Regions from separate parts of the Homo sapiens genome. Here region 1 is linked to region 2. A link is a loop called in an ENCODE intact Hi-C map of the cell type or tissue named here. Cell type or tissue: heart right ventricle. All regions are shown on one strand. Links, peaks and the distances in the headings refer to the core of each region. The heading gives the core; the rest is flanking DNA. Region 1 overlaps TEX41 (testis expressed 41). Region 2 overlaps TEX41 (testis expressed 41).

Region 1 (10,796 bases), core at 1,745-9,744, 130 kb after region 2:
ATACAAGGACACCAAGAGCATTATCTAGGTGATATTTCCCCCTTTCTGAAAGCAATCATTTTTGTCTTCTGCCACAGATTTTTCTTAGCAAAGCTCAGGTAGACCTGCGTGTGGACAGGAAATTCATGTGATCAAAACAAGATACTGTATCTGTTTGGCTCAGGGAAAAAAAAAACATACATACAAACATGCTCTTCAACCATTTGTTTATAATTAATTGCTAATGATAAGTTGAAAGCTTTGAGAGCAACAGGAAGTGTAAATAATATAGGAAGAAAAAAGAAAAGAATAGTGTTAATAATAACAGTTGCAGATGGTTAGAGTTTTCCTTGGAAAAGTATTGGTTTAAATTTCTGTTAAATCTTGCCAGATTTCGGGAGATTGTTTGATCTTAAGTAGAACATGTTGCCACTATTTCAATGATAGAAAATGCTGCTGAAACATTTGCAAAATAAAGATCAATACGCTGGAAATGTATGAGCTTATATGTTTAGGTGATAAATCCCTAAGTGCCATAAAGAAGTTACTTTTGTGTGGCTACATTTTCAGAAAATTAAGTTGCATCCTTCAAAGTATTCATACAACATCCATGGTTTAAACTGTAAATCTTCTTGGATGGAATAAGCCTTAGGAATAAAGATTTTCAAAATGCATGTAGACATGTATATTTTCTCTTACATACCTGCAACTAATTCTTTCCCTTATTCTTTTCTTTTCTTTTTTTTTTTTTTTTGGAGACAGAGTCTTGCTCTGTCACCCAGGCTGGAGTGCAGTGGTGCGATCTCGGCTCACTGCAACCTCCGCCTCCCAGGTTCACGCCATCCTCCTGCCTCAGCCTCCCGAGTAGCTGGGACTACAGGCGCACACTGCCACGCCTGGCTAATTTTTTGTATTTTTAGTAGAGACGGGGTTTCACTGTGTTAGCCCGGATGGTCTTGATCTCCTGACCTTGTGATCTGCCCACCTCACCCTCCCAAAGTGCTGGGATTACAGGCATGAGCCACCACACCCGGCCTTTTCCCCTTATTCTTTAAACAATAAAAACAAAACCACAAAATGCAAGTCAGTAATTAATATTGGTAGTGATCTAGATAATGAGAGTTTTTTAGTATAGTTACAAACGAAATATTTGAGTATGCTCTGTAGATGCTTCGTTGGTTTATAGCTTGTTGTTTCACATAATTGTGAAATAGTGAAACATTTATCATTGTGTTAAAGTTAGAGCTATTTGGCTATTTAAGAAATTTTAGAAAATGATGAAATAACTGTCTCATTCCAACTTGAGAAGCAGTTACTCAATGAGAATATGATACTGAAACCAATGAAAGTTAATGTGTGAGTGGTGAGATAACAAAAAAAAAGAAAAAGAAAAAACACAAGCCGAACAACAACAAAATATTATCCAATAATGTTTTAGCTACCAATATAGATTTTTCTATTGATATGAGTAGAGGGTGGGCATTTAAAGTCACTTTCACTTTCAGATCAATCCTATTTTGGTTTATTTCCAAATCCAAATAAAAACAATAAGGTTCACCTATTGGCCAGTGATTTATTAAAGAATCTGACGATGTATCTAGAACAACTTAGAAGGCTGTTTTATAGGGAGTTATTCTAAAGAAATTATTTGGAAGTTGTCCGTCTTGAATTTACAGCCAAAATTTTTATTCCCTTTGTGATCTAAGTGGAATAGATCCATCTTCTGCTCCAATTACTGGTCAATATGTCAGTCAGATCAAATGCCACTAATAAGATGCTAAAAAGTGCTTTTGAGGAACATAGGGATTTCTTTAATAAGGCGTGAAGTATTTTTTAATCCGTTTCTTCCTTGTTAAAAGCCTATGATTCTCACAGATTGTTCTGTCATGATGTGGTTTTGATCCTTTATGAGAAGGAAAAACACATGGTGGAATTCTGAAATATAAAGTTAAAAATTGAGTCCAGGTAGCCTCCTCAATAGCAGCCCTACTTGAAATCTTGCGTAATAACACGATCCCTTCTGGAAGTACTGTGACGAGCAAAATGGGGAAGATTTTTAAGGAAGCCTGTGAAAATATGTGGAAAACTCTTTTCTTTATGAATTAAATTTTCAGTACTTGCTTTTGACTTATAAAGAATTAGGTTTCTCATATTCTGAATAAAGTCCACAAACTCCAGAATACCAAACCAATGAGTAATCATGGGAACTCTATAAAAAAACAAAGATAATGTTGCCCTGGAGAAGAAACTGCCTTTTTTAAAAAAATTTATTTAATGTGAAATATCATTGCTTCAGGGCATAAAAGCAAAATGACCAATCTCTGAATATTTCCAGTTCCCTCATTTATCTCATTATTTATCAGTCTTTCTTCCCATCTGAGCACAGCAATTAAAATAAATTTAATTCCATCATAGCTAAATGGAATAGGTACAACAGTGAGAAACATCCTAAGAGCAATAGCAAGGGATAGAGATAGGTAGTGGGTGGTGACAAGATCATAGCCATCTGCCCGCTGCATGGAAAATGAATTGGAGAAGGGTTGGGGTGGGGGGGTGAAACTAGAACAGATAATGTACTATCACGGGCCTCTACATGTGGCACAGTGGTGGCTTGGATTAGGGTGGTAGAATTGGTGATAGAATTGAAATTGAAAAATACTTCATGAGTAAAGGTGTAAGGCATTATGTTGGGTTGGATATAGGGCCGGAAGTCATGAGCATTGCTTTATATTCTTCAGTAGATGGGAGATAATACTGGAAGCAGGTCAGGTTGGAGTGAAGAAGATATAGGGATAATAATAACAAGCTGGTTTGGGACATTTGGAGCATACTAAATCTTTTTCTCCTTTCTGTTCCATATTCCATCCACATTGTCATGTCCCCATAAAAGGTAAATAAAGAACCACCGAGGGTGTGACCCATATCACTCTATTTAATCTCAGACTGGCAGAAATATTAAAATTATATTTCCTTTATGTGTGTATGTGTCTATAACACACAGATAGACACACCTAGCTATGTACATCCCTATTCTGTCTGTGTAGCATCATGATGAAAACAAAACAAAACAAAATTCCGTATTTCTCAACATCCCATCACTGTTATGTTAAAGCATTGAAAAATTTCATCGTGGTGCTTTTCTCAATTAATATTTATAGAGTTGATTTTATGACTCTCTCAACAAAGTGACCAAAATATTAGTTATATTTACAATAGTTATAAATAAGTGCTTAGATCCAAAATCACACAGGAAAAGTCTTTGTCTTATTTTGTGTCATATTCTCCTTCCTCCTTGTCATTAAATAAAAATCTCAATAACTGTCATTTAACTAATGGTTTATATAGGGAGCCTTCTTCTTAGAATTGCCAATAGTCAAATAGATCTTGATAGCACTTAATTTTGAGTATTTGGGTGCAAGAAGTTCCACAAATGGCTTTTCTACTCATATTTTTAAGGGTTTCCTTCTCTCTTCCAGAGACTGTTTCTTCTGCGTGAACTGTAAAAGGACCTCTTATGCTTTATCTTCAAGCCCAGCAATGAATGTAAGGTTCAGAAAATTTGACAGATATCCCCCTCCACGACTTATCTTTTAAATGAAAAATAAATTTAAGAGCAATACCAAATGATTTTGACCAAGTTTGGAAAAAAATGTACTTGTTTAGATCTGTCTTTGCTGGCAAAATGATGGAAATTTGTGGTAAATATTTGAATACCATTAAGAAAACCTAATTTGAAGATTCAGGCTCTCATTGTCTACTATATGATGTGCCTGCTCCTTGGCAGAGCATTTAAAGTGTTCCATAGCATACCACCAGGCTACTCTTCTATCTTTATCCTTGTCCATGAGACAAATGAAACTGCTTGTCATTCTCTACTTTTCCTAATTATGTTCTCTAGACCTGAAATCTTTTGCTGTCTTACCAGATCACTTTCTTTCTCACCTTTCGTTCAAAACTCTCGTATTCAACACTCTCCAAATTTTGATGACTTTTCTTTCAAGGCCTGTCTCAAATGCTATTTCCACCATAACAGTGTTTTGCTATTTTTCTTAAGGCATTTTTCATAATTTGCTACTTTAACTTTGTAAAACTCATGCTTATTCCTGTATTTGTTACTCTGCTTATTGTAGTGACTTGCACATGTCATGCAATCAGTAAATATTTTTTGAATTAAGTTGAATCACCCCTGCTGACAACTCCTATTTACGTAAGACATTGGGAAATTATTCAAATCACAGAATCATCTTGTTTGCATCGACAAAGGTAGTCTACCGGGCTCTCTCCATTATATTGCCTCATTAGGCCTCATTCACCAAACATGAGTTGAACACCTACTAATTGCAGCATGCTGTGTTGCTCTGTCCTGTAAACAGGACCACGTATAATTACATAATCATACATCAGGAAAAATATATAATTATGTGCATCTCACATATTCAAAATAACTTTCTAAAATAAAATAATTAGACTAACTTGATATCAATTAAATCTTGTCCAAATAAAGACTGAATATTCAGCTTTGTTCAATCTCTTGTGAATGCTGATAAAGAGAGTCAATCTTTCCACTTGAGAAAAACAATTATCACATATCTAACCCAGGCACTCATTTATTCAATAATTTTCTCTACCAAAATTCATACGTAAAGAAAAATGTGTTTCATCTCAGCACCTTGGTTGGTTTTCAAAGACGCTTATTAGGATTTGGTTTCACAGTCTCTGATTTTAGATAGGTCTCTTAGGATTGGTTATAAGAGCTGAAGCCTCGGAGGCAGCAAACAATTGTGGAAAATCTGTGAAGTAATGTTGTCCTTGCAACATTTTCCGGCCTACTTTTCAGGACCCATGGGATTCAGATAAGCACTAAGTGTGTGTCCAAAAAAAACCACTGAGGTTTTTAAGCCACTGTCCATCCTTAGTATAACTTTTTCATGAAAAATTAACTTAATAGAATACACTCTTTTTCCATGATTAAAAAACTTAAGAGATCAGGGACTACCTGGGCATGTGTGATCTGACAATTCACTGTTTTAATTTAAAATGTCCAGGCAGTATTGCATTCATAAAATGACCGCACTGATATGTAAGCCAAAAAGCATAAGAAGTGCATTATGGGTAAGAAGTTTATTTTTGTTATTCTTTTGAAATCTTCAGCTGGTATTAAAAACAGATCTTTTGAGCTAGAACAACAGTCGTACAGGTAGACTTCCTACTTTTGGAAAAGATCTGGTCTTTAGCTTATGGGAACCGAGCCGAAGCAGATGTGAAAAGTTCAACTAAAGGAAGAACAGATTAAATGCACTTTTGTGGTTGAAAAACCAAAACAGATGTTATTATTAAACCACAGAAACCTGGGTGCATTTAAGTAACACTAGGTGTCTGAATTTTACATTTGTATTTAAAATAATTAAGGCATTTTAAAGCCACAGAGGCTATTGTGTGCTATCAAACTCTTAATGTTCAAATCAAAAAGTTTGCATATTAAAAAACTCTCAGAAATATTGAGTGTCTGCCATTGTGTTTGTCATCATCTGAAAATGAGAAAGAAAGCATCTGACAATTAAAAACAAAACCTTTTGGTGATGTTTACATTATTTTTCAAAAGCATTTTGAAACCATTCATTTGTGTACTTTTGTTTTTTACATCTTTAGATAGCAAGCAACCCTGAAATGTCTAGATTACTGTTTTTACAATGTAAATCTTAGAGAGATTAAGTCACAGAACAGAATTAAGATGTTGCCAATATATGAATTCACAGGCCGTTGTTCCACTAACTGGAATACTTCCCTACTCATGACAGCCTCTACCATGGGATACAAAATGGTGTGGGAAAGCAAATACAAATCAAAATTGTCCCACACATTCATGCCTACACTTTGATATTTAATTTTGAATTTCTCCATAAATTTTGTTCTAATATGCCCTCTCTCTACTTCAATCCAAAGAGGTTAAAAGTCCAAATCAAAAGCTGTTGTCCTGTGAAAAATCCTGTACTAGAGAAAAGCCAACAGAGAGAGAGGGGGGGTGGAAAAAGGAAAGGTAATAGTGATTCATTTCATAGTTAGATGCCCTCAATCATTAATCTAGATATGTTCTACACACTGGGCCAAAAGGGATGCATTTAGATAAAATGGACCTTAAGGATGTAATCTTTTACCTCTATTTGGAAAAATAAGTGTTGCATAATGTGGGATGATTTATGAAAGAGCTGGGAGGATGCCAAGCTTCTATATTATGTAGTCTTTGAGTATTGGAAGTGGAAGAATTTTTATTAATTATCCATTCCCATTGGAAGAATTCTCTTTTCCACTCTGGATCTCAAATTAGGAAGGAAATGAGGGTGACTTATAAATTGTTTTGGATTTTTTTTTTTTTCAAATCACACATGCTTTTTATCTCTACATGCTCTTTTAGAAAGTTCTCTGAGATGATCCTGACTCCCACCCCTGGTTCTCGCATTCTGCCACCCCCTCCTTGAGAATCCCAGCTTTTTAACATTCAAGGTGGGACTGACTACTTCTTCAGCTGATCACTCTAAGCTATTAATGATATGGCCAGACTGCTACAACCCCCATAATTTATACAAGACTTTGTATCATCATTTTGGTTACATGTTGAACTCATAATATTTTAGATAAAATTTTGTTAATTAAATGTGCTCTCATAATTTCATGTTTCTTTTACATTTTAAAAATGTGACTACTAGAAAATTTAAAATGACTTATTTGGCTTACATTTGTGGCTTGTATTATATTTCTGTTGGACACCTCTGCTGTATCTGGTAAAGAAAAGGATAGTGAGAGAAATATGTGACTTCTAGGGGAAAATGATATAATGCATCACTTTACTCTGAGCCACACTCCACCATTGGTGGCAACAGTTTTTAATATGTGTGGAAAGCATTTAAAAACAAGTTAGGTAGTTAGCAATTCTTGGAAGAAATAATGGACAAGATCCCAGAGCAAGCATCTTTCAGTTGATCGGGCTAATCGTGATGGAGAGGAGAGATGGCAGTTCAGCAGGGATGCTGTGAGGGGAAGCCCCTGCCGGGCATCAGCACTGTGTGTAGGGACTAGTTACCTATGGATGGAGTAAGCTGCACCCCCCAAGGAAGGTGCATTCTAGTTAAGACTTAGATGTGGATAATCCAGTGTATGGAGTTCTTTTGAGAAACTGTAAAAGGGAGAAACAAGAATACAGGGGAGAGGTGAAACTTTCTAACAATTAGAAATCATTTATTAATGTTTAAATTTCATAAATATCCATTTAACCTCTTTTGAGGTCTATTTAAGCCTTTTTCTAGTCTGGGGAGGGAACAAGAGGGAAAATAAAAACTTCTCTCTATATCCATGATGTTTGCATTTAAAGAAAATAGAAAGATGGTAACAAGCAGACAAATTATGTCAGGTTTTTTTTTGTTTGTTTGTTTTGTTTTTGTAAAGAAAATAGAACAAAAAGATAAAGAGTGAGGGCATGTTGATTTGGAAAAGGTGGTTAGGAACCCCTTTTTGAGGCAGTGACCGTTAAGCACAGACCTGATGGAAGTGATAGAACAAATCAAGCAGATAACTGTGGAAGATATTCCTGGCAGGAGAGCAGCCACTCAAAGCCCCTGAAGCAGGAAACTGCCCTGAGTGTGTTTGAGGAATAACAAGGGACCAGTGATGCTATAGAGCAGTGAGTGACTGAGAGAGTGCCAGGAGGTGAGACTGCAGAGAGAATTGGGAATCTGACTTATCCTTGGAGAGATCGGGTCTCCAAGGATAAGCGATGGCCAGCCTCTGTAGGGCTTTGAGCATAGTACTGATATTATCTGGCTATGTTTGAAAGGATCCCTCTGACATTTAAGTGGAAACACAGATTCTAGGGAAGCAAGGGGGAAGAAGCACTGGTGAGGAAGCTGTTTGAATAGGCTCGGTGAAAGCTGGTCATAGTTTAGAGGGCTAGGAGTGGAGGTGGTTAGAAGTGGTTAAATTTAAAATAAAGGCGTTTCCGACTTACCATTGTTTGACTTACAATTTGCAAACTTTACGATGGTATAAAAGTGATACACATTCAGTAGAAACAGTATTTTTGAATTTTGATCTTCTCCCAGGCTAGAGAATGCAGTACTACACTCTCTTGCAAACCCACAGTTCCCAGTAAGCCATGTGATCACCAGGGGAAACAACTGATACTCTATAATGTGGAGATGCTCCTCAACTTACAATGGGGTTACATCCCAATAAACCCATCCTAAGTTGAAAATATCATAAGTTGAAAATGCATTTGATAAACCTAACCTACCGAGCATCACAGCTTAGCCTAGCCTACCTTAAATGTGCTCAGAACACTTATATTAGCCTATAGTTGGGCAAAACCATCAGGCAACACAGTGCACTCTAGAGTATCTGTTATTTACCCTAGTGGCCACATGGCTAGGAGCTGTGGCTCCCTGTTGCTGCCCAGCATCATGACAGAGTATTGCACTGAATTTTGCTAGTCTTGAAAAAGGTCAAAATTCAAAATTTAAAGTTCAGTTTCTGTTGAATGCCTATTGCTTTTGTACCACCATAATGTTGAAAAACCATTATAAGTCATGTACCATCTCTACTGCCAGATGATTTTTCCCAACTATAGGCTAATGTAAGTGTTCTGAGCACTTTTAAGGTAGGTTAGGCTAAGCTATGATAGTTTAGGTATACTAGGTACATTGTTGACTTACAATATTTTCAACTTAAGATGGATATCAAGACATAACCCCACTGTAAGTCAAGGAGCATCTGTATTTCATGAATTTGAGCCAAAGGCTTTTCTTGATGGGTTGCATTTATAGACGAGGGAATGAAAATAATCAAGAATAAACCCCAAATTTGGGCCTCTATAGCTATAAAAATGGAATCACCATTTATAAAGACAGAGAAATATGTAATAGATAGTAATAAACCAAAGATGCATATTGTAAATCACAGGATATTTGCTAAAGGGATAGCTAAAGAATGAATAGCTAAGAAGTTAATAAAGGAGAATACCAAACGATGAAAAATATTTGATTAATCAAAAAGAAAAAGCAAAAATGAGAAAAAGTCTAAAACAGGTGGATTAAATACAATAGAAAACAATATGGTACAGACTTAAATCCAAATATATGCAATTCCTTTAAATGGACAAAATATTCCATTTTAAAAATCTAAGCTGACAGAATGACTTCAAAATATAAATTGAGAAGGAAACTGTGGAGTAGGAACAGGTATAGATGAATGAAAACGAGTGTTCAGTTTGGAATGTATCAAGTGGAGAGGATTCCTTGACTGTGGAATATTGAATTCTGGAGTTCAAGAGAGAGGTCAAGGTTAAAAATGTCAATTTGAATCCCCAGAATTTTTGAACAGTTAAGAGTCAGCCTCTCGAATTTGTGTTTAGATAAACAGTGACTAGGTGACAAGTTAAATAACTATTTGGAAGACATGTTTCAAAACATTACTATTACTCGTATTAGCAAACTTGTCCAATTTCTTTCATTTTAAGATTCTATAAACGATCAAACAAGTATTTCACTGAGAGAGAATTCAGACCAGTTGGTGACTCCAGTTGTTGCCAAATTTGTAGTCTACCATTATAAGATGAGTCCATGATCCTTCCCGGTGAACTATCTCATTTCTTCAGAATAAAAATTTCTTTATTTTGTTTCATCTAAATCATATGAAACAACTCTAAAGCCTATTAGCCTTCAGCTCCTTTCAAGGGGCTCCAAATTGCCCTCAGACTCATTCATTTACTTTACTAAATGCCACTGAGACAGTCACTGATAAATTTTATTTTGTTAAGATTTTACTTTTGTTAAAAATATTTTAAGAGTTTTAAATATATATTATATATAAATATATAGTGTGTGTTTGTGTGTGAATAAACAAGGGGATTCAAATTTTTTAATCCCTGCCTTTTGTTTCTTCCTGATCACTATCTTTCTAAATGTATCATTAAAAGTAAAATGCGAAAATATTTTTCTACTGTGAAGTTGTTTTTGATTAGCATATGGATTATTATTATTATTCTAACATAGAGTTCTCACCACTATAGCTCTTGCTTTTTAATTCATATCCAACAGGTAGTCTTTTTTAAAAAACTTATTTAGGTATTTGCCCCTCTGAATGAACTAATATTTCAGACATAATTCTGCAACTTTTTACTTGACTCTATTAAATGTCATCTTCATTTGCAGCCACAATTCTAGATTCTCGAGATGTTTGTATATTAACTCTATATTCTGAAGCAATAGCTCTCTTTTAAGCTTTATGTTATGAAAAATAAATATGCTTCCTTCTGCATCTCTTAATCCAAGCCATTTACAAAAACTCTGTGCAGAAATGAGAGAACGGAAGCCCACATCATACCATATCAAGTATGCTTCTTCTCTAGTACACATTGATCAAATGTCTCTAGGTGCATTTCATTGGAGACACATTTATCTTACATGAATCACATCATGTATTCTCTGCAAATAGGAGCTGGAGAATTGAGAGAGGTAGAGAATAGGAGAGGACACTGTAAATAATAGAGGCTATTCTTCCCTACATTCTATTCAATTGATGCTTACCTTGTGATTTGGTTCTCATGAAATTACTATTTTTATATCGTTCTTAGTTTGATCATTTTGTCAAGCTGAGTGTGATTTTAGTTAAAATTTTTTTTGATATGCAATATAGCTCATAAACATGAGCCAAACTTCTTCATATAATGCTCAATCATAGAAAAAATGATTAGTTTCATAGCTGGAGGAAAAACTGCCTGTATTGTTCTTATTGGGACACATTAAAAACAATTTCAAGGGCAATTTTGA
Region 2 (10,796 bases), core at 1,819-9,818:
GTCTAAGGATTCATCCAATAACAAATATTGATATCTTAGAGAAAACTAATAATGTCAGAACTCCCTTTCACTTTTGACATAGGTCAGAGAGAATTACTTACACATCCCTTGTTGTGACCCTTGCTGCTTCCTAGTCTTCTCCATTCACAGGGGAGTTCTCTCATATCTTAAAATCAGCGGTTGTGAGGCATATTTAGCTCATACTTACCTTTTTGTGGTACATTCTTCATGACATTGCCTATGAGATACCCGTCAACTGACAAGTTTTCCAGAAATTTCCCTCCACTCACTCCCTCTCTTCCACATGGCTGCAGCTCAATAGTGGACTAGTCCAGGGATAAGAACTTGTAGTAAGAAATCCCCATCTGGAGATTTGGATTTGGAGCCTCGGGTGGCTGGACCACTATGGCATACGATTCCTCCATTGTCATAAAGGTAGACCATATGGTCTAGGAAGCAGAGGACAGCTCAGAAACAGAGAAGAACTGAACATATGTGCAAAGAAGAGAGGAGAGATGGGACAGAGAAGACAGACCTCATCTTTATAAGTTCTTGATTGCATCTTTTCCCTGAGACCTGGCCACATCCCTAGCCCTAGACTTCATGAGACAGCCCAGTATCTTTAAAATAAATTTTCTTTCTGCACAATGTCACTAAGTTTATATTTCTAGTAGTTGATTATAATGATTTAACTAATTTGCCTTTGTGTAACTTAATGAAGTGGTTAGGAAATGATCATACCTTTCCTTTTCAATCTATCCAGTATGCATATCCCATACTTCTGTGACTGTTTTCTTAGTATAGTCACTCAAAAGCTCTGAGAAATCTGGTTACCACTGCTCAGTGTGCCTGGTCTCTTGATGTCTTATAGGAGACTTAGACTTTGTGACCAATGTCCAGAAGCAGATGAGCATCTAACTGGCATGTACCATGAGCTGACAGCATTATTTCAGTGTTAAAGGGAGTGAGCAATAGATGTATCGTGTATATAAATGTCATCCTCTTTATTCTAAGAGAGATAGCAGTTGGGGTAATTAGTGATATCTTCACTACTGGCACATACCATGGAAGTTTTACCTTAGGGAGTTGGAGACGTTATTTAGGCCCAGAAGAGCTATGGAAGTACCTGAAGACAGAAGTGAGGAAAGAAAGCCAGTGAAGTAATATGGGCTCTGGTAAGGAAGGTGACATATGATACAGGTGTAGCAAAAGGTCAAAATCACAGGAGTGAGTGGTTGAGCAGAAGCTGATAAGTGTGTGCTTGAGAGGAGAAGACCTTGGACTAAGGCAAAGACATTTATCAAGTGTTTTCCTAGCACTGTGATATGTACAGGATAAGAAGTGTGTTTTTATTTCCTGTTATAAGTAAACAACTGTGAACATTTGTCATTTTAACTATTTATTTGTTCAGGGTGTTTTATGAGTACCTGCTGTATACTGGGCCCTGTCTTAACACTATTGTAGAAACACACACAATCCTAACTCCTGTGAGGCTCAGTCTAGTAGGTGATAAATAACGAGTAGAAGTACTGGAGGAAACAAATATTTGATCACACATTATGATGACTGCTGTGAGCACGTGTCTTGAGTCCCCCACATCATAATGCCATCCACTGTTTCCTTTTGGAGTCAAGTATTTTCAGTTCAGAGATGAGATTAAATACTTTGTAAAGAACACCCGGTATCAGTTCACAAAGTTCAAAAGATAACTTCTAAAATAATGTGCATCACTTTTCCTAATAAGTAAACCCAGTAAGACTTCATATATTCACTTGCTTCTGAGTGATTCAGGTTGAAGGGGACAAGAGATACCCTCTGGGTGCAGGAGTGAGCTGGTCTGGCCAATATAAAGAGGATCAGGGACTTGACTCCTGCCTTCTAGAAGTTCAGGCATCTCAGCAATGTCAGAAAGAGGAGAGGGTATTGTGCCTGTCAGGACTGGCCATTTTAAGAAACCCGTATTAGAATGTGATGTCATAAGTTATGTCAAGTCTTATGGCTTAATTTTCCCAGTGGGGATTAATGGGAATGGAGAGACGAATTATTCTGAAGTTAGGGGTTTCAGGTGGGAGGCAAGGACAAAGTGTGTCACTTCCACCGTTGCCCCAGTCCCGACCCTCACCTTTGGCACCAGCACAGTCCTGCAATTACCATCCTAGATTCACCAGGATGGACTTCACATCCTGCAAGATGCTTTCTCAGAAAATTTTTTCTGTAAAGGGCCAGATAATAAATGTTTTAGTTTTTTCAAGCTGTATAATCTTTGTGCCAATGACTCAACTTTGTTATTGGGATACAAAAAAAGTCAAAGATAATATGTAAATAAATGGGTGTGGCTGTCTCCAATAAAACTTTATTTATGGTTACTAAAATTTGAATTTCAAATAATTTTTATGTTTCACAGAATGTTAGTCTTCTTTTGTTTTTTTGCAACCATTTTAAAACATAAAAAACTGTTCTTGGTTCACAAGCCATATAAAAATAGTCAGTGGGCCAGATTTGGCTAGTGGGCCATAGTCTGCTGATCTCTGCCCTAAGCAGTCAATACACATGGTTGTCTGGTTGACTGGCTAGATAATTGTGAGAAATTAGTTGCTATTTAGGCTGAACACATGATGAGGGTATGCATGTGATAAAATAAAAGCCTGTGTAATGACATTCAATTTCCAATATAGAAATAATTATAAAGGACAGAAAAAGTACTTCTAAGGTAGTAATTAATAGGCAAAGCCAAAATGACGCAGAACTACATAATTAATATCAAACTAAAAGATTTCTGAATAAATTCATAGTGCATGTAGACTCACACAATATAAACCATAGCAGTCTGTCCTCACCAAATGGCAGGGACTTTGGTGGCCTGTTAGCTGCTTCTGTGATATCTTGCTCTCCATCCTGATTGATCTGGCTTTGGGAAACAAGGAGCTTCTATTCCCATGTCTGGTTCTCACTCTCTGCTCCCCCACCCAGGCTCATATCCAATTATTTAATTATTTGAGCACATTGGCTGCTATGCTTTCATGTGACTCTTTAGGCAGATGGGATGTCTTTTGCAAATAATTGTATTGTGCTCTGGCATTTTTCATGTTACTATTTTAGGGTTGAAAGAAATTTTTAGCTTGTGATGAGAAAGCATCTTGCAGGACGTGAAGTCATCCTGGTGAATCTAGGATGGTAATTGCAGGACTGTGCTGGTGCCAAAGGTGAGCATCGGGACTGGGGCAATGGTGGAAGTGACACACTTTGTCCTTGCCTCCCACCTGAAACCCCTAATTTCAGAACAAATCATCTCTCCATTCCCATTAATCTCCACTGAGAAAATTAAGCCATAAGACTTGACTTTACTTATGACATCACATTCTAATACGGGTTTCTTAAAATGGCCAGTCCTGACAGGCACAATACCCTCTCCTCTTTCTGACATTGCTGAGATGCCTGAACTTCTAGAAGGCAAGAGTCAAGTCCCTGATCCTCTTCATATTGGCCAGACCAGCTCACTCCTGCACCCAGAGGGTATCTCTTGTCCCCTTCAACCTGAATCACTCAGAAGCAAGTGAATATATGAAGTCTTATTGGGTTTACTTATTAGGAAAAGTGATGCACATTATTTTAGAAGTTATCTTTTGAACTTTGTGAACTGATACCGGGTGTTCTTTACAAAGTATTTAATCTCATCTCTGAACTGAAAATACGTGACTCCAAAAGGAAACAGTGGATGGCATTATGATGTGGGGGACTCAAGACACGTGCTCACAGCAGTCATCATAATGTGTGATCAAATATTTGTTTCCTCCAGTTCTTCTACTTGTTATTTATCACCTACTAGACTGAGCCTCACAGGAGTTAGGATTGTGTGTGTTTCTACAATAGTGTAAGACAGGGCCCAGTATACAGCAGGTACTCATAAAACACCCTGAACAAATAAATAGTCAAAATGACAAATGTTCATAGTTGTTTACTTATAACAGGAAATAAAAACACACTTCTTATCCTGTACATAGCACAGTGCTAGGAAAACACTCGATAAATGTCTCTGCCTTAGTCCACGGTCTTCTCCTCTCAAGCACACACTTATCAGCTTCTGCTCAACTACTCACTCCTGTGATTTTGACCTTTTGCTACACCTGTATCATATGTCACCTTCCTTAACCGGAGCCCATATTACTTCACTGGCTTTCTTTCCTCACTTCTGTCTTCAGGTACTTCCATAGCTCTTCTGGGCCTAAATAATGTCTCCAGTTCCCTAAGGTAATGCTCAGAACGATATGCTTATATCTGGGGATAGAGAGAAAAATGGCAGAAGCCTTGCCACTCAGCAACTCACAGATTAGTACTCTGAATGGCATGATCTCAAAGTGCTACGGGATCCAAAACCCAAATTGGAAGGATCATGGAAAACTCTCAGGATCAAAGGACATATCTGAAAGATGCACAATTCATTGATACCCATTTGGAAGTGCATTTGTTTGTTTCCCAGAAAAAAAAATCTTTTAAACTTCCCCAACTGTATCTTTGGTCATATCTTGGTAGAGTTTTAATATAGTCTTGGATTATTAGTTGAAAGATTGAACATAAAGATTTTTTTTGTTCTCACTGAGCTACTATTTAAACGTTTTATTATTGATGCTTGTGGAAAATGGCAGCAATGGAAAAGCTTGTTCTGATGCCATTCAATCAGTGTCGGGTGGTTCATTTTGAATCAAAATTGAATCAAACCAATAATGATACTAATGAGGGGGATATCAATAGTTCAGATCACATAATTCCTAGTGGTGTTAATACTTTATTTGGGTAGCCAACATGAAAAGGTTTTCAAAACATCTGCAGCTCCCTTTCTGTTTGAATCTTCTATATAGAGCAGTGGTTAGAAAAGTGACCTTTAGAGTCACACAGACCTAGATTCTAGTTCTTACTTGTTCATCACTTGCTGTCTGACCATTGTACATTACTCCCTAACAAAAAATGTCTTCATCTCTGAAGAGGAAAGAATACATTTTCTTCTGTTTTGTAGGATTGTTGGGATACAAGCGTACAAGGTGGTTAGCTTAGTGCCTGGCATACAGTAACATTGAGTATGTATTAGCCATAGTTATTAATAAAAATAGCCAACATTAAAAAAAGACAAAGATGTAAATGAAATATAAAGAATACTTATGTATCCTAATGTCCAGTCCCCCAACAGGAACTTTCTGCATAAAGTCCACTAATCTGCAGTTTCCCTCAAATCTGGCTGCTTATAGAAACCAACTAGACATTTAAAAAAAAACACAGATTCTCTACCTTTATTCTGATCTTTTGAATACGAAACCTTGGCAGTGGCTCTGGGAATTTTCATTAAAAAAAACCCACCAACAACAAAGAAATACCTCCCCAGGTGTGGAAATCACTAAAGTCCTTAGAAATGAGACGATGGTGAAATCTCTCAAAGCATATATAAAACATTTGTCCTTCAGAACATAACACTATTTTGGAAAATGTGGGAAATATATAATATGAACAGAATAAATAAAGGTATTCATGGTAAGGCAACACTTCAGAAAATAGTCTTGTGGTGCCTCTATGTAATTTATGTAAGGCAAGCCTCTCAGTACATAGTCTATATTATCTTTCTTCTGATTAAAACCAGAATTAACCTTTCAACATATTATAATAGGGTTTTGTTTTAGTCAAAATTGTAATTTCTTTTTATGCTTTTCTCAAGTGTTCTATTTTTCCCTCATCAAAGCATCCGCTTTTATTTTACTTTAGACATAAGTCCCAATGTTTCATAGACATGAGCTAAGAACAGTCTTATTGAGAAGAGAGAAACATTGAGAATAATAGGAGTTGTTACACACACAGTAACAAATGAAATACATCTTTTGTAAATAACTCCCACCAGAAATCTTATATTTCCAGGCATCTATGCATATACCTTCATATAACAACTTTTGCGTTCGTAAAACATTCATGGAAGGCAGCTCTGCAGTTTTATAGAAAAACAACGTGCCAGGGATGCAAGAATCTTGCCAGTTCTGTGAAAAATGACACCAATTAAAGCTTAAATTGCTTGTTTTCTCATAAGGTACATATTTTCATAACTTTGAAATCAAATAATTGCTGCTTTTATATTAAATACAATAAAACAAAAAGGATGCTAGTTTAGAGGAACTGCTACAAGCATTTTAATATAATTTTCCCACCATTTAAAGTCACAAAATATGGAAAACAAGTCAAGTATGCAAAGTTCCAAGGAGATAGAGAAACTCCTTCAGATTATTACATCATTTGTCTTTTGTGTCAGGAAATGTGTATATGATTTCATTGTTTGATTAAATGCCAAAAAAAGGCACATTGCTCTTATCTAACTGATTACAGATTTTATTCATATGAAAAAGTATTTGTTAATGCTTTACCATTAGAAGATGTTTTTATTTTTTTTTCTTTCTTAAGTTCTAAACATGCATTTCCAAAAAAAATAATCTTCTAACTTCCCAGGCTTTATTTCTTTATTTTGCGTTAACAGTACATGATACTCAAATTTCCCGTAGTGAAATCCAGTCCCTAATGATTTCATATCTGCAAACTGAACAAACAGTTCCTTTCTGACTGGGTAGAGTGAGTGTGTCTGCATGTATGTGTGTGTGTGTGTGTGTGTGTGTGTGTGTGTGTGCAAGCTCTGAAATATGTCAATTTTAAAAAACATTAGAGAAAATAGTTTTAACATATTGAGGTACCTAAAAATAAAAGGTTTTTGATATGTGTGTCTGGGGCATTACTCTGGGGCATAGTCAGAGAGACAAATACGATTTAAAATCTAAATCAAGTGTTGTAATATGTTTTAATACTTTTATATAGTAATTTTTAAATATACATATGTAAAGCTGCCATTGAGCAGATGAATTATAATTTTCTTAGGCAACATAAAATACTGATTACTAAACTTGTGATATTTAGTAAAAATATGTAAAAGTGTAAAACTGTTGTCACATTGATGGCTTTTATTTGAATCTGCGGGTGCCTGAGTGACAGCTATGGTTTTGGAGAGAGAGATACCATGTGCTTTTCATGGTATAAACTAGCTGTCTGCATTAATAATAAGCTTGTGCTGAAGCCAATTTGAGGCTACATCGAGGGATTTCAAGGTCATTTGCCAATGGCCTGGCCTCCATTAACTTCTTCAGTAAAAGTCCCAATGATCCTTATTTTGGCCTTGAGTGTGGGTTATCAAAATCATCCCTCTTAATATTTCCACATAAATAGCTTGTTTCCTTAAATAGTCATTATGTTCAGTGGGGACAGTTTCTGAAAGCTTCTCAGTTCAATAGAAAAATGCATTTGGAAAAATCTGTTATATTAAAGTATATCTGTATTTGGAGAAAGAAGACTTTAAGAATGCTTTGTGTATTTAATTAGAAGACATTAAGGACAGCTAAATGTTCCCCTTGTCATGGAGAGCATGAAGTGATATAAAACAGTGAGATTTCCAAAATACTGGGACTGTCAGTTTGCTAAAAGACAGGAAAGTGGGGCAAGTAATTATGTAACATTTACATACATATGTTTTTTTTAAAAAAGTATTTCGATTGCTTAACATGTTAAGTACTGAATTTTGATATTAACCCCTTGAGCTTCTTCCTTTACCATGCTCTTTTGGGAGTCTCTGCACCCCTCCAAAAAAGTTGTCATTTACATTAGAATGTGTAGACAATGAAGCACTTTAACAAAGAGGTCTTGGAAGAGATTAGTAAGAAAGACTAAAGAGAAATCGAGTTCTTATTTATTGTGTTATTTAAACCTGAGTTACATTACACCATCTTCCATTTAAGAGGCAGCCTGCTAATGCAAGCAAGGGTGTCTCCTGCAACGAGACAAAGATTAATGCCATGTGTACTGATGATGCTCTACCACAATTCAGAATTCTGTGGCGCCATGACGCCCCTGTTTTATATGGTGGTTTGCCAAGAGAAAATTACTTAAACCAATTGTGAATGCATTCCTTTTTTACTTTTTATACAACCACATTTATGTAAGTAAATAGTAGAATGAATATTTTTGAAATGATCCATCATTTTGAATTCACCTAGTTTGTATAAAATGCAATGTACAGTTTTTTTTTTCTCTTGAAAGAAAGACTTTCACATGGGAATGTTCAATTATTCCCCCTATGAAAAAGATTTCTCATAGACAACCAACCACAACTGGAATAGATTCTTTTAAACATATTGTAATGTGAGAATTTTCTTCAGCTGGAGGGTGTTTTATTCTTTAAATTGAAAGCCGTTGTTCCTCAGAACTGGTATGACATGGTAATGCATGATGTGCTAGTCACTCTTTATATGCAGAAATTGATATGCTTAGAATACATATTAAATATTGAAATGTTATGTGATATTTGAAACTCCTTCAGTGTTTCAGGTTTGTGGACTCTGTAACTGGAGTTACCTGTTGCACATAAATGTGGGGATTGCAAAGTGTGTACAGCACTGCACATTGAGAACCATATCTGTTTCTTCTAGATTCAGCCTAACCTGTTGGTTAAAGATGATGAATTTAACAACTAATAATTTTGGGGCAGTAATATATATATCATAAAATCATCACTTCTCACATTCAACAATTAGCCCAATTTATTCATGAACAGCACCAAAAGACAGTGAATGTTGAAAGTAAAGCTTATTTCATTTCTCCTTGGAGAGTAGTTTCTTCCAAAACAGACCTGAGATCATTTATAGGAGGTTTTGGTGAAACAATTTTCTGGATTCGTTCATTATATTTTTCCAAAGGGGGATTTAGTTTTATCATCCAATGGAAATGTGTATACATGTGCAAACATGCACGCACATTCCTAAAGTAAGCACGTTGCTGGTTGTGATTTCTGGTGAAAGTGTTAAATTAATATGTCAACATTTGAAGGAGGATTTAATTTCTGGTGCTTTTTATCTCTGACCCAAGCAACACTTTGTTTCACTTTTTTCTGTTTCTTTTGAATGATTTGCTTTTTACACTTACTGCTCTGTTTTCTTATCTGTAGAATAAATACTAGTATCTAATTTATAGGGTTGTTTGTAGAATCAAATAAGACTTTTGTATAAAGGACCTAGTGCAGTGCTTAACATAGTAAGTCCTCCATGAAGTTGTTTTCACTCATTTTATTCTTCTTCATCACTCACCCCTTGTTCTAGATATATAAATGATGAATGATGACTTCATATTGGGTCTGAGCCATATGGATTATGCTGTTCCTCTCATGGGTCATGGCCAAACTACCTGATATTCGAGGTCCTTTGTACTTACCATTTTGCCCTAGAGAGAAACTAACAACTAATTCATTAACCCATTAAACAGATATTTAAAGGGTGCTATGTGTACTCATGATTCTAGGTCCTGGAGACAGTGGTGTGCATAGAGACATAGCTCAGGATTTTTGCCCTTCCATTTCTTAGTTTTCAATTAGTTTTTTGTTGATTTTCCAAAACTTCAAGCATATTTCAAATAAGAAATGAGTAAGAAAAAGGTTACATTTCACTACCCTGTGGTTTTCAGTTTCTAAAGACTTCATTCCAAAATTAGAAACAAAGATTAAAAAGACATTTAGTTACTGATACACAGTGACCCCAAATGAAGCTACCTATTCTGTTCACGGGACATAATTTTAAAGTTTTCAAGAGTATAATTATTTAGGAAGAAACCTGAATACTTCCTGAGCACTAGGTTATCATATGGTCTACCCGGTGTCAGAGGCATCCAAATGTATGGCGAGTTACTGTGATTCTCCGACAGCCTCTGCATCCTGAAAGACTCAACGCTGAATCAGCGAATAGTACTGCAAAGGAAATGAGAAAGAGAGCAGTACTAAATATTTGTTTCGTGGCCCTTCTGTATCTGCCCTCCATCTTTTAAAATTCCGCTCTGTGCCTTGGGAAGTGACAAGTGTGAATGGTGTCAACAAACTCCTTGGCTTCACAGCTTCTGATTGAATTTACCAGCAGAGTATATCAAAGACCAGAGAGTGAGACTAAGGTATTTATTCCTGTATCCACTGCGTGATTCCAGATGGCTGAGCATTGATTGTGTTCTTCTACTGCACACATCTCTGGTGTCTACAAATATGCCTGGGACATAGTAGGCTCTCAATAATTATATGTATCCACTTGTCAATCACTCCCTACTTCTTCCTTCTCTTTATCCACACAAATGTATGCCCTCATTCATACCTTCTTCACCACGCATATACATCTTTCAGATGATTGATAACCCCTTTTTAATATCTATTTTTTTACAGGCTGCATGGGGTGCTTTTTAATTGGATGACATATAGAAACAATTGTTGGCATGGGGCTTTGGGCACACTGTCTGATTGCCCTATTACCTAGGCCCTTCAGGTTCCCTTGAAATATTCCTTGACTAAGGCAATGCATCAATAAATTATGTCACTAACATGAAGTGCTTCATTCCCAAGGAGGGAACTGGGCATTGGGGAGAAATGGTCTCAATCACTGATTTATTCAGCCTATTTTTATTTCTTTAAATAAAAAGTGGTACATCAATAGAAAGTTTAGGGCTAATGATAGAACACTTAATATTAAGTGAAAGAAAAACCAAGGAGATGTGGATGAGATTTGAAATGCTTTGAAGTCCGGATGAGGCGGGATTTGGTCTTTTGCCTTCTACCTAGAATACATAATTAAGATGACTTTGGCTCCAGCGGGACACATGGGGACTGTGGATGGATTGAGCATTTTAAGGATTTAGAACATGTCTACAGTTGTCTCTGCCTTAATTACATCAGGGGAAAGCTTTTATTTTAACTTTGG

The links. Hi-C counts contacts between places; a loop is a spot of excess contacts. Peaks named below come from ENCODE experiments on the same cell type or tissue, not always from the same donor. Only the 100,000 strongest peaks of a DNase experiment are listed, where the experiment ranks them.
Region 1: it touches region 2 in a loop (2.0-fold over the local background); 3 of 110 quality-filtered maps call a loop at or near these places.

Annotation. Positions count from the first base shown.
Region 1 is chr2:144,994,446-145,005,241 of GRCh38, forward strand. The region is part of intron 3 of TEX41 (testis expressed 41); the gene reads left to right. Among named protein-coding and RNA genes, the nearest start is that of LINC01966, 120 kb to the left of the region's middle. In heart right ventricle, for the core only: no CTCF peak of the experiment used is centred there; a DNase peak (open chromatin) is centred at 4,797; H3K4me3 peaks cover 74 bases; H3K27ac peaks cover 4,995 bases.
Region 2 is chr2:144,868,309-144,879,104 of GRCh38, forward strand. All of the region lies in intron 2 of TEX41 (testis expressed 41), which reads left to right. LINC01966 (long intergenic non-protein coding RNA 1966) reads right to left here. Exons shown (of 3, transcript XR_923412.3): 3 at 9,556-9,805. Among named protein-coding and RNA genes, the nearest start is that of LINC01966, 8.2 kb to the right of the region's middle. In heart right ventricle, for the core only: no CTCF peak of the experiment used is centred there; a DNase peak (open chromatin) is centred at 6,633; H3K27ac peaks cover 2,101 bases.